2 separate regions of the Homo sapiens genome follow, and region 2 is linked to region 1. A link is a contact called in ENCODE Hi-C data. All regions are on one chromosome and are shown on one strand. Each heading gives the region's core, a stretch centred on a gene start or an enhancer-like site at or near the end of the contact. The rest is flanking DNA. Distances are from core to core; before and after follow the strand shown. Region 1 holds the start of MYL12B (myosin light chain 12B). Region 2 holds the start of LINC00667 (long intergenic non-protein coding RNA 667).

The links. A loop is a pair of places that touch in the nucleus more often than their neighbours do. Pooled maps may share reads with other maps.
Region 2: a loop to region 1 is called in a map of CD8-positive, alpha-beta T cell, with 10 times the contacts of the local background. The contact joins the promoter of LINC00667 here to the promoter of MYL12B in region 1. A Hi-C loop is called at or near these places in 1 of 168 maps with a recorded cell type or tissue (CD8-positive, alpha-beta T cell), 2 of 37 single-sample maps with no recorded cell type and 12 of 50 pooled maps.

Annotation. Positions count from the first base shown.
Region 1 is chr18:3,259,182-3,264,243 of GRCh38, forward strand. MYL12B (myosin light chain 12B) reads left to right here and starts at 2,952. Exons shown (of 4, transcript NM_033546.4): 1 at 2,952-3,056. MYL12-AS1 (MYL12A and MYL12B antisense RNA 1) reads right to left here and starts at 3,178. Exons shown (of 4, transcript NR_130145.1): 1 at 2,872-3,178; 2 at 2,091-2,149. RefSeq lists an enhancer at 2,348-2,397 and a silencer at 2,608-3,497.
Region 2 is chr18:5,235,496-5,240,557 of GRCh38, forward strand. It overlaps LINC00667 (long intergenic non-protein coding RNA 667), which reads left to right and starts at 2,605. Exons shown (of 3, transcript NR_015389.1): 1 at 2,605-3,554. It overlaps LINC00526 (long intergenic non-protein coding RNA 526), which reads right to left and starts at 2,534. Exons shown (of 1, transcript NR_026849.1): 1 at 1,229-2,534. It also overlaps the pseudogene LOC100422274. RefSeq lists a silencer at 2,551-2,720 and an enhancer at 2,941-3,120.

The DNA of each region.
Region 1 (5,062 bases), core at 1,702-4,201:
GCATGAAAGACAAATGGTCTGGGACACATTAGGTCTCCAAATAGTAGTTATTTTGTTTACGAGTGGGCCAGTGAGAAGGGGCAAAGGGCATATCTTCAAATTCAAGCCTGTTTATAGGCAGAGTAGAAGACAACAAACTAGGGGGGAACAATTAGTGAAACAAAATGGATCATGTCTAAGAGCTAGGATGTGACAGAACCTAGACCACGTAGGATTGCCCTTAGAAAAGTGGATGGATTTCAAGGTAGAATTTCATTAACAGGTTGTTAGGAAGATTTTATAAGACTATGCATACAAATGCCTGTCAGTTTGGTACTAGTGGATTCTGAAATAGTTCACTTTCGATTTCCTGAGCAGGTCCAATATGCCAGACTTGTGTGTGTCGAATTAGGTCCTCTTCACGGGTACAGTTTATTTTTTCTGTCCATAAAGGGATTGTAGTAGCTAATCCCACATTGAAGAAATGCCCAGTTTTCCCATTGCTGCTTATTCGAGTCATTTCCACTTGCTCTTCCATCTTCCAAGTCCCTATATCTTTTTAGTCTAGATTTCTCTGTGTCTGCTCAAATAGCAGGAAATGTGACTTTTCTCCAGTATTTATCCACACACATTTTAGAGTTGTAATGAGTTTACAACTTGTTTTTTCGTTTACTACTTAAATTATATCTCATGTTTTGGCATAGCCACCATTGTTTTGAGTATATTTCTTTTTCAACCATTCTTAACTTCAGTTATCTTTGATGTGGGCATGCTATAATTAACAATTTCCCAATGATAGATATTTAGCTATCCAGCTATTTTTATTAGTGAATAAATTTTTATTCATGATTAAACAAAGCCTATTATAGGCTTTTCTTTTGCATCTAGAGAGAACAATATACCTTAGAATTATTTCTTCAGAATAGTGCTGTCAAATAGAAGCTTCTGTAATTAAGGAAATGCTCTCTGTGCCATACAATAAGGACACTAACCACATGTGGCTATTGAGCACTTAAAATGTGTCTAATACTAGCCAGGCGCGGTGGCTCACGCCTGTAATCCCAGCACTTTTGGAGGCCCAGGTGGGCGGATCATGAGGACAAGAGATTGAGACCATCCTGGCCAACATGGTGAAACCCCGTCTCTACTAAAAATACAAAAATTAGCTGGGCGTCGTGGCACAGGCCTGTAGTCCCTGCTACTCGGGAGGCTAAGGCAGAAGAATCACATGAACCCGGGAGGCAGAGGTTGCAGTGAGCCGAGATCAAACCACTGCACTCCAGCCTGGGCGACGGAGCAAGACTCCGTCTCAAGAAAAAAAAAAGTGTCTAATACTGCCAGACGCACTGGTGCGGTGTCTCTCACCTGTAGTCCCAACTACTTGGGAGGCTCAAGTGAGAGGATCGCTTGAGGCCAGGAGTTCCAGGTTGTAGTGCATTATGATCACGCCTGTGAATAGCCAGTGCATTCCAGGTTAGGCAACATAGGGTGACCCCATCTCTAAAAATAAAACGTATCAAATACAACTGAGGAACTAAATTTAAGTTTAGCTGCATGTGGTTAGTGACGATTGTATTGGACAGCACAATTCTAGAAACTTTTTTTTTTTTAATTTAGACTATCGAACCAAAACCTAAGAGTAAATATTGTAGAACCAGGTGTGACTTTTCAGCAATTGCTTTTCTAACACTATTGAGAAAATACACACAGTTATGAACCGCGTTTAGAGCTGTGCTGCTGGGATGGCGACCACCCCATCAGCATCATGTGTGCTTACCAGAAATTCGAATTATCCTCCACCCCTTACTCACTGAATCCTGATACCCGGTTTTGAGGCTCAAAAATGTTTTTAAAAGCCCTGTTATTATGCGTGCTACTGTTTAAGAACTGCTACAGAGTGCTGAACACAAGGTCCCTCTCTTCTAGGAATTTCTGATCAAAGATTTCTAGAATATAAACTCCCTAAGAGGCTTTGAATTCATCTCTCAGCATCCGGCACATGTTAAGGCAGTAAGAAGAGTTCAATAAAGATTTGCTATTAGATTGCCGATCCTCCACCATCCTGAAGTAATGCTATTTTAGTAATGCTAGATGAAGTAATGCTAGATTACCTCAAGGTGAGGGAAAATATCCTGAAGAACACAGCCACAAACACGATCTAGAACAAAACCTGAAAAACGTAGCTTTGTGTTTTTATTTGTGTGTGCATGTATGTGTGTGCGTTGCCATTTTCTTGATAAAGGAAAGCAAGTAGTTCGAATAAAACTTTCTTGTGGCCAAAAGGGGAATCAAACAGCCGTAGGCTGCGGCCGTAGCCTGATACGGCCGTAAACCTTATGAGGGTAAGCAGAGAGGAGTAGGTTAAAGAATTTAACTCGGGCTGTAATGCGGTTTGAAAAGAGAAAGGGATTCTGGAACGGAGAAGAATCCGCCCAGGCGCCGCCCTCACCTTCTCAACATTACATGAGACGAACCCTAAAACCTGTCTTGTCTGAAATTCAAATTTAGAAGAACTGTACTTTTACTTGCTACATCTGGCAACTCAGGGTTCGGCGCCAGGGGACCCCAAATCCTAGGCGGATCGCGCCCCGCCTGGGTCAAAGGGGACCCCAAATCCTCGGCCGATCGCGGCCCACTCGGGTCAAATTCCAGCGGCCTGCCCAGCCGCGCCCAGCGGGCCCAGGAATGCGGAAGGGTGGCGGAGCTACCAAAGGAGCGGGGGACGAGGGCCGGGCTGCGGACGACCGCCGCAGCGCAGGCCGCGATATCGCAGCGGATCGGAGCAGGCCGGAGGGGCAATTAAGACCCCGGCCGTGTGCGTCCGGCCTCAGCAGCCCCGCCGCTCGGCGGACACGCAGACCCCGCCGGCCCGGGCGCGAACACTCAGCGCACCCCCGTTCCACTTGGTCCCGCCGCGCCTTCCGGTGCGCCTTCCGGTGCGCCTTCCGGTGCGCCTTCCGCTCCGCCCCTTCAGGCAGGAAGTGTCGGCGCCGCCACTGTCCGGCCACAGCCTAACGCTCTTCGCTGTCGTTTGTGGTCTCGCGCAGGGCGGCCCCGGTTCTGGTGTTTGGCGTCGGGTGAGTCGCGCTCGACTCTGCTCGCGAGACCCCTCGGGCCGCCGTCTCCGTACCCCCGCGCCCCCTCCCGTCGCGCGCCTGCGGCCGGACCCCGCCCCAGGGCGGCCAGGCGGCGGCAGGACCTGTCAGACTGGCTGAGAAGGGGGCGCGGGGCCGGAGGTGGAGGGAGGAGGGTTGGCGGCGGGAGGAGGGTTGGTGGCGAGGCCCTGGCCCGGACGTCCAGGGGCCGGGAGGCTGCAGGCGATGGAGCCGGTATGGGGAGACGCCCTGCTGGAGAAGTGGCCGGGTCCCGGCCGTGCGTGGGCCGGCCCTGCGCCACCTGGGTGACCTCAGACACCTGGGCCTTGGACGGCCCGGCTGCCCGGCGGCCAACGCCTGCCCTCCCGGCGCCGCGGCGGGTCCTGGCGGTGGATTGGGGCCGACCCGGGCGTGTTCGTGTGGAGCACCTGCCCTGTGCCCAACACTATCCTAGATGCTTTGGAGGGTGGAGGAGCCTCCTGTTGCACGGTCTTGCCTAAGGTGAAGCCTCCAAGGAAGCCATTAGCATGCCGGTAACCGAGTGTGTGGTTGATACGGGCTCAAATGTGATGATTTACATAGAGTTGTAATTCGCTCAGTGTGTCTTGCATCTTGTAAAGGTTTAGTTTATTCGTGTTGATTGAAGAAAGGACCATTAACAGAAATAGGGAAAGGTTACTTGGAAAAGAGTCGTGACCTCACTGAAGGCCTTGGATTCAACCTTAAGAGGGAGAACTTAGCGTTTCCGGCTAGATGTGTGGGAGGTGGTAACGAGCAAAACTCAAAAGCTGGGAATTGTGTCCTGTGAAAAGCAGGCCGTGGGGACACCGGCGGGTATGGAACAGAACTGTAATGACTAATAGTCGGAAATAAGGGTAGATAGGTAAGTAGGACCTTCTTATGGATGTCTTGAAAACTTAGGAGAAAGAAAAGATTATCTAAGAAGCCATAGAGAGTAATTTTGGAGTCTTCACTAACGGAGTAATAAGAAAGGGATGTTTAGAGGATTCGTTTGGCCGCTTTAGTTTAAGGTAGATTTGGAATGGTCTTTTGGTAAGAGAAGAATCAAAGCATTTAGAATTCAGTAGGACCTGATAGATTACCTTGTGAAGGCTTTGCGTTTTATAACTGAGGAAAGTGAAACCCAGAGAGGTGAGGTAATTTGTCGAAGGTGGTGGACCCTCCTGGACTTTATAACTAAGAGCACTTTTGAGTGCTTTAGGCTCTTTTGAGTGAAACAGCTTTTATGATGGCTGACTCGATGTTCGTTTATGCTTTGATGAAACTAAGCTTGAACAAGATGAACTGCAATTTCTGAAGGACAGATGTCCAGACAAGAGTTGCTAGGGTTAGGAAAGAACAGGATTTAGAGCCCCGACATGGGGCTAGTTTTCCCTTTCTCCCAAGATTCAAAGGCTCCAGGTATATCTGGGGATGAGTTTATCATACCCTTTTTGCCAGCATCTTTGTGATCTTCCTTCCTCATTCTACACATTAGCTTTGGGGTGTCATTGCTTGTTATGCCCAGGTATCCACATTTTCATGGTAGAGAATTTCAGCTGCCTGTATGCAGGATGTTACTGGCTAGTGGTTCAAGCTCTGGAGCTAGATTTCCTGAGTACAGATCCTGACTGAGCTCTGCCATTTTCTAGCTGTGTGGCAAGTTGTTTATTCTCTTTACCCTGATTTTCGTATCTGAGAGAAGAGGATGATAACAATACCTATATGATGAGTTGTCGTGAGGATTAAATGTGTTAACACATACAAAATGCTTAAATCAGTGCCTGGCACATCTTTAGCACCCAGTTGTCCCTGGTTGCTACTGCTTCTTCCAGGTATGGAGCAGTGGGTAGCTACTAAGTTTCCTTAGGGATCTCTTGGGGAAGAGACTGGAACCATAGGTAGACCGTAGAGAAAAGCCTCATGTTGGAATTCAGATCCGGGACCTACCTTGTAATGAACATATATGTGTAATTCTGTTTGTGACA
Region 2 (5,062 bases), core at 1,355-3,854, 2.0 Mb after region 1:
TTGAATTAGTGAAGCAAGTTGCAGAAATCTGAAAGTCATACTAATTGTATAAATCTCAGAAACAAGCAACATTAAGCACACATATATGTGTGTGCACTATACTTATATGTAAACCATACTTTTAAAAGTATGTAGATATATAGATCTTGATCGATAGATATAAAACTACACTTAAAAAATAAAACAGGTATGATAATGATTAACCCAAATCTCAGGTTAGTGGTTAACTCTGTAAAGATGGGATAGGGGAATAACAGTAAATTCAACAATCTAGGTCTTCATATGGGCCATAGATTCAGGAGTGTTTGCTTTGTTTCATTACTTAAAAACAGACATTGCATACCTATTGAAGATCTGTCATATATCTGGCCACGTTGTTTTAAAATTTTATTTTCTAATATATACCTACAAAAGAATATATGTAGCTATCATTAGTCAGTGGTAGGCACATCCTGAGTGTTTTGAGCATGACTGCCTAGTCTCGTTATTTGCTTCATAAATTTCATGTAAATTATAAAGGACAAAGTAAGAGTTCATTTTGGCTTTGCAACTTTAAATGGCATTTTGATACTACCTTTAGCTCCAGATAAATTCCATAAATTATACTGACTCGGTAGATGGCTTTCCTTTTTTAGAAGAGTTGAATATAATGACATGTTCCTTTTCCCTCAGCAAAGAAAATAACGTCTAGCTATAAAGGAATAGGCATATACTACATGTTCTTCAGATCGAGCCTCAGATCTGAAACGCAGTCTTACTTAACCTCTGCATGCATCCTTCCTTCCGTTTAAGCATTTGTTAAAAAATGGAAAGCATTTCTATTTTCTTAACTTTTTCTTTCATTTAATGTCTTTTTTAATTTAGAGTTTATTTGAGCATCCAGTGATTCATGAATCAGTCAGCACTAGACCACAAGCAGTTCAGTGCTCCACTGTGGAGGCAAAAAGGGAAAACTTTTGTAAGATGTTTGCAGACACAAAACAAATAAAAATATTTGGTTAAATTGGGAAGTCCCTAGTGAGAAGTTGGTTGACAGTTTCTAGTTGGTTAAGCTTAAGTTTTGTTTTCTGGATTTAACGTCTTGTTTCTATAATTATAAAATGAATACAGTCACTTCAGAAACCTAGAAATGTATAAAGTAAAAATTTTCCACAATACTCCACCCAAAGATAACTTTTTTGAGTATGAATTTGTTCTTCCTCAAAATACGCGTTTTAAACAATTGATATCAAAATGCATCTTGTTTATTTGGCTTTTGAAACTGTTATAACACAACTTATAACATTGGAAATACATTATTTTATTAATACAAAGTAGTTTTCATAGTAAAATACCAAATTAATTAAAAGGCAGAATGAAACGTACCATATACATGTAGACGACAAATGAAAACTGTCAAAGTATCCTTCTCTCTAAAAAGCCACAAATTACGTTCTTTGAAGTAAGTATTGGGTTTTATTTCCTAAACTATACACATCAATATCACCTCCTGAAGCTTTTTACCCAGTTTCACGGTTGGTATTTCGGACATGCAATGTTCCATGCTGTCAAACTTGGAATGCCTCGTTTGGATACAGGGAGACAAAGACTTGGAGACCCAGAAGCCTGAAAGTGGTTCTTGACCGACTTTGTCCACTCAAATTAAGGCATCATGCAGCTGGTCATCACTTACATTGCTGGTTGCACGCAGGCACACACACACCAGTGCTCACAGCCAGCACTTGTTAAGAATGGTTGAGCTGGACCAAATGGTATACGTGTCTTTCATCAATATAAACATGGACTGCATTCATCTGGACACGGGCCTTTCCCGCCTACCGAGCCTGCCCACCACCCGAAGTTTAAGCTCATCTTGGAGGACCTGACACTCAGGAAGCCGTCTCCCGTTGTTCCACCGGCTTTGTGGCCCCAATGTCTGTATAAGCTGCTGATTTGCCTTGGGAAAACAAACCAGCATCGATTTCAGAGAAATTACTGGATAATTTGCGCTGTGAGGCGCCTAGATCGCAAGGCGCACTCCGCAAATGACAGCCGCTCCCGTGCACTTGTCCAGTCATTCGGGTGGCATACTGTCCGGGTGGAAGCCCGCCAAAATAATCCATTTGGAAGGGACGGAGGGCTTCGTCAGAAATTGCCTTCTTGTAGCTATGAGACATTGAGCAAAACAGATAAGAACTGGGGCAATGGAGGCATAAACATTAAGGCTAGGATGTATTTTTGGGGAGAAAGCGGCGGCTAGCAGGGACGAAGCTCAACTTCATGCGCCGCGCCCCGGAATGCTTTGCCTTTAGCCACTAGCGGAGCCGCCCGCCTGAGGGAGCCCTCCGGGAGTGAGCGCACGCAACCGTGCAGTCAGATTCCTCCGCCGACCGCGGCCCTCTCTCCTCGGGCTTTGCCTTCGCTCTCTAGCTTTTCTTCTTTCACTCCCGCTCGCCGACTCCAGCCCGCTGGGCTCACGCTCTGCCGGACACCAATCCCGGCGGCCCTGCCCGACGGAGCTCAAGGCTAGGCCTGGCCTTGTCCGCGGAGTCCGCCCCTCGCCGCCACCGGGATCCGCCCCCGCGCCGACACGCACTTCCGGCAGCGCCGCGGCCGGGAGGGACCGAGCGGGGAGCAAGGCCTGCGGGGAGGCGCAGGATGGACGCGTTGGCTGTCATGATGTAGGACCTCCTGACCTAGAACCATGCCCGGCGCAGGGAGAACAACGAGCTTACGGACCGGGTGCGGGGGCTGCTGTGCGAGAAAGCCTACCTGCTGGCCCGGGAGCGTTCGCCGGCCCACCTGGTGGCTTTCCCTGGACGTTTAACGGCGACTCCGCCCGGCCTCCCGACTTTTTGATGCAGGCGTTCTCTTACATGACTTTCTTCGAGGCTAGATTCTCGAAAGACATCCTGAAGGTGGCTTTCTTAATTAGCTGCCTCACCGGCTGGCGGAGCAGTTCGTAGTCGCCTACATCGAGAGGGAGAGCCCCGTCCTGGCTCAGTACTGGGGCTTCGTGGACGCGCTGTAGCGGGTCTTCGCCGTCGTGGGTAGGAAACAGTCGGGCCGGATCCCCGGTGTCTGGGGAGCGGCTGCCGGCCGGGCCCGCGCGAGCCGCTTCACTCCTACAAGCCCGGCTCACTAGTTCCAAGCTGCTGGACTTTGACCCTCGCTGGGAAGCTTGATCGCCGCCTGTTCTCGCCAATCTCTATGCCTTTGCACTGCCCAGCAACCCGGTCACTGCCCAGGACCTGTTAAAAGTTGAATGGACCTCCCAGAATCACGCCGCTGCCACCGCCGTTTCTAGAGACGGCTTTTGGCCACCTTTGAGAATCAGGGTCAAACTTGGAAGGGCCTGCATTTGTCACACTTCCTCGGACACTAATTTGGATAGTTCAGGCCCAGAGACGGCTTCCCGGGTTAGTGTGCCTGACAACACTGAAGAAAAATTGTGACATTTTCCTTCCCCAGAATTACTTCGTTTTATACATTTCACTTCTCTTCTGAAATCACAGCAATGCCAGTTTGCGCCTTTTGGTCTGAGGAACGCAGGCCCTGGCCACTACCAGGAAAAAGTATTTACTTTTAAAACTTGAATGTATATCTTTACCGTATGCCTAGTACAGTAGTGCTTGGAAGAAACAGATTAGTAAGACAAAATATATGTCTTCAAGAACACTTACGTTCTGAGAAAGAATTCTGAATGCAGATTCTAATGTCTGGTAAAATGCTTTACAGTGTAAAGAATGCATATATGATTCTTATTTTATGGCATTTTAAACTTTCCACCCCACGGTTTTAAAGTGTTAATATATGTTAAAAATATATGCAATTTATAAAGGAGAAGGAAAGCCCAGCTTGATTTTTGCTGCCAAAGATGGTATATTTAAAATTAAACGTAACTAATGGCAAAAAATAATGGGAATGGTGCAGTCTTTGAGCTGTATCCAGTTGGCATTATTCTCTTGGACTAAAAGGAATAGTATTAACTTCCTCACTTTGGGTAAGCCACTTTAGATTTTTGGGCTGCAGTTTTCTCAGGTAATTAGAGACTTTATATTATGAAAGTTTGGTTCACAATTCTTTGAGTCTCTTTTGGGAACAAAGAAGGTAAGAGGAGGATATGTGCCCTCCTCTCAATCAAGGGGTTTCTTGAAACCCTCTAAGGAGAAAAATCTGAAACTGCCTTTCCTAAAACGTTCATGGGTTTGTCATTCTGATGATCAATATCGTCCCACTGAAGTATCTTTTTGAATTCCTAGTTAGGAATCTTTATGTTAAGATAAACTGATCACTCTCTCCTTCGTGGACAGTTTATCTACCTAAAGATGATAGGGGAAAACACTGTTTTTGAAAGACGAAATAAAGACATGTTGTAGCAGTTATTTTATTGCCAGTTAGTATTACAAAAGTTCCTAAGGAACTCCCCATTAACTTGGCCTCATATGAACTACGCTTGAGTCCCGTTTTAAATTGAGTCTTGATCGTATTTACTGACAGTTTCAAAGCAGCGTTTTTTTTTTTCCTCCATAGTAAAAAACCTACAGGATACCACCACCAAAGGAAAAAACAAGTTTTTTTCAGTAAACCTCACAAGAGCATACATTTGATAGAATACACGGATTTTCTAATGAAAGCTCGCCGTCACCATTTTATAAGTCAGAACATGAAAGTCAAAATATCTCATACAGATGTCTTTTTTTTTTGAGAAGGTACACAAGGCTTGCTTGTAGAGATGGAGTTACATGGAGGGACAGAAGGTCACTGGTCAGTGATTTTAGGTTTTTATACTTCTGAAAACAGGTAATTACAGATTCTGATCAGTTTATCATTTTCTTTAGTCTTTTATTTTCTGCTGAATGCTCTCAAGGGAACGGATCCATACCTGTTTATCAGGCTCACCTGGAAGAGCCAAGTCATCCACTCAGGTCTTCCTCTGGACCTGCATAATTTCCTCATTTACTAGATTGGGTTTCTTTTATGTGTGGGCTTTTAATGCTTGGTATCTCTGGTCTTCCTAATATGTAATGCTTAGCATAATAATTTTAGCCATTATTCATTTTTGTAGTAGGCTTCACTAGCT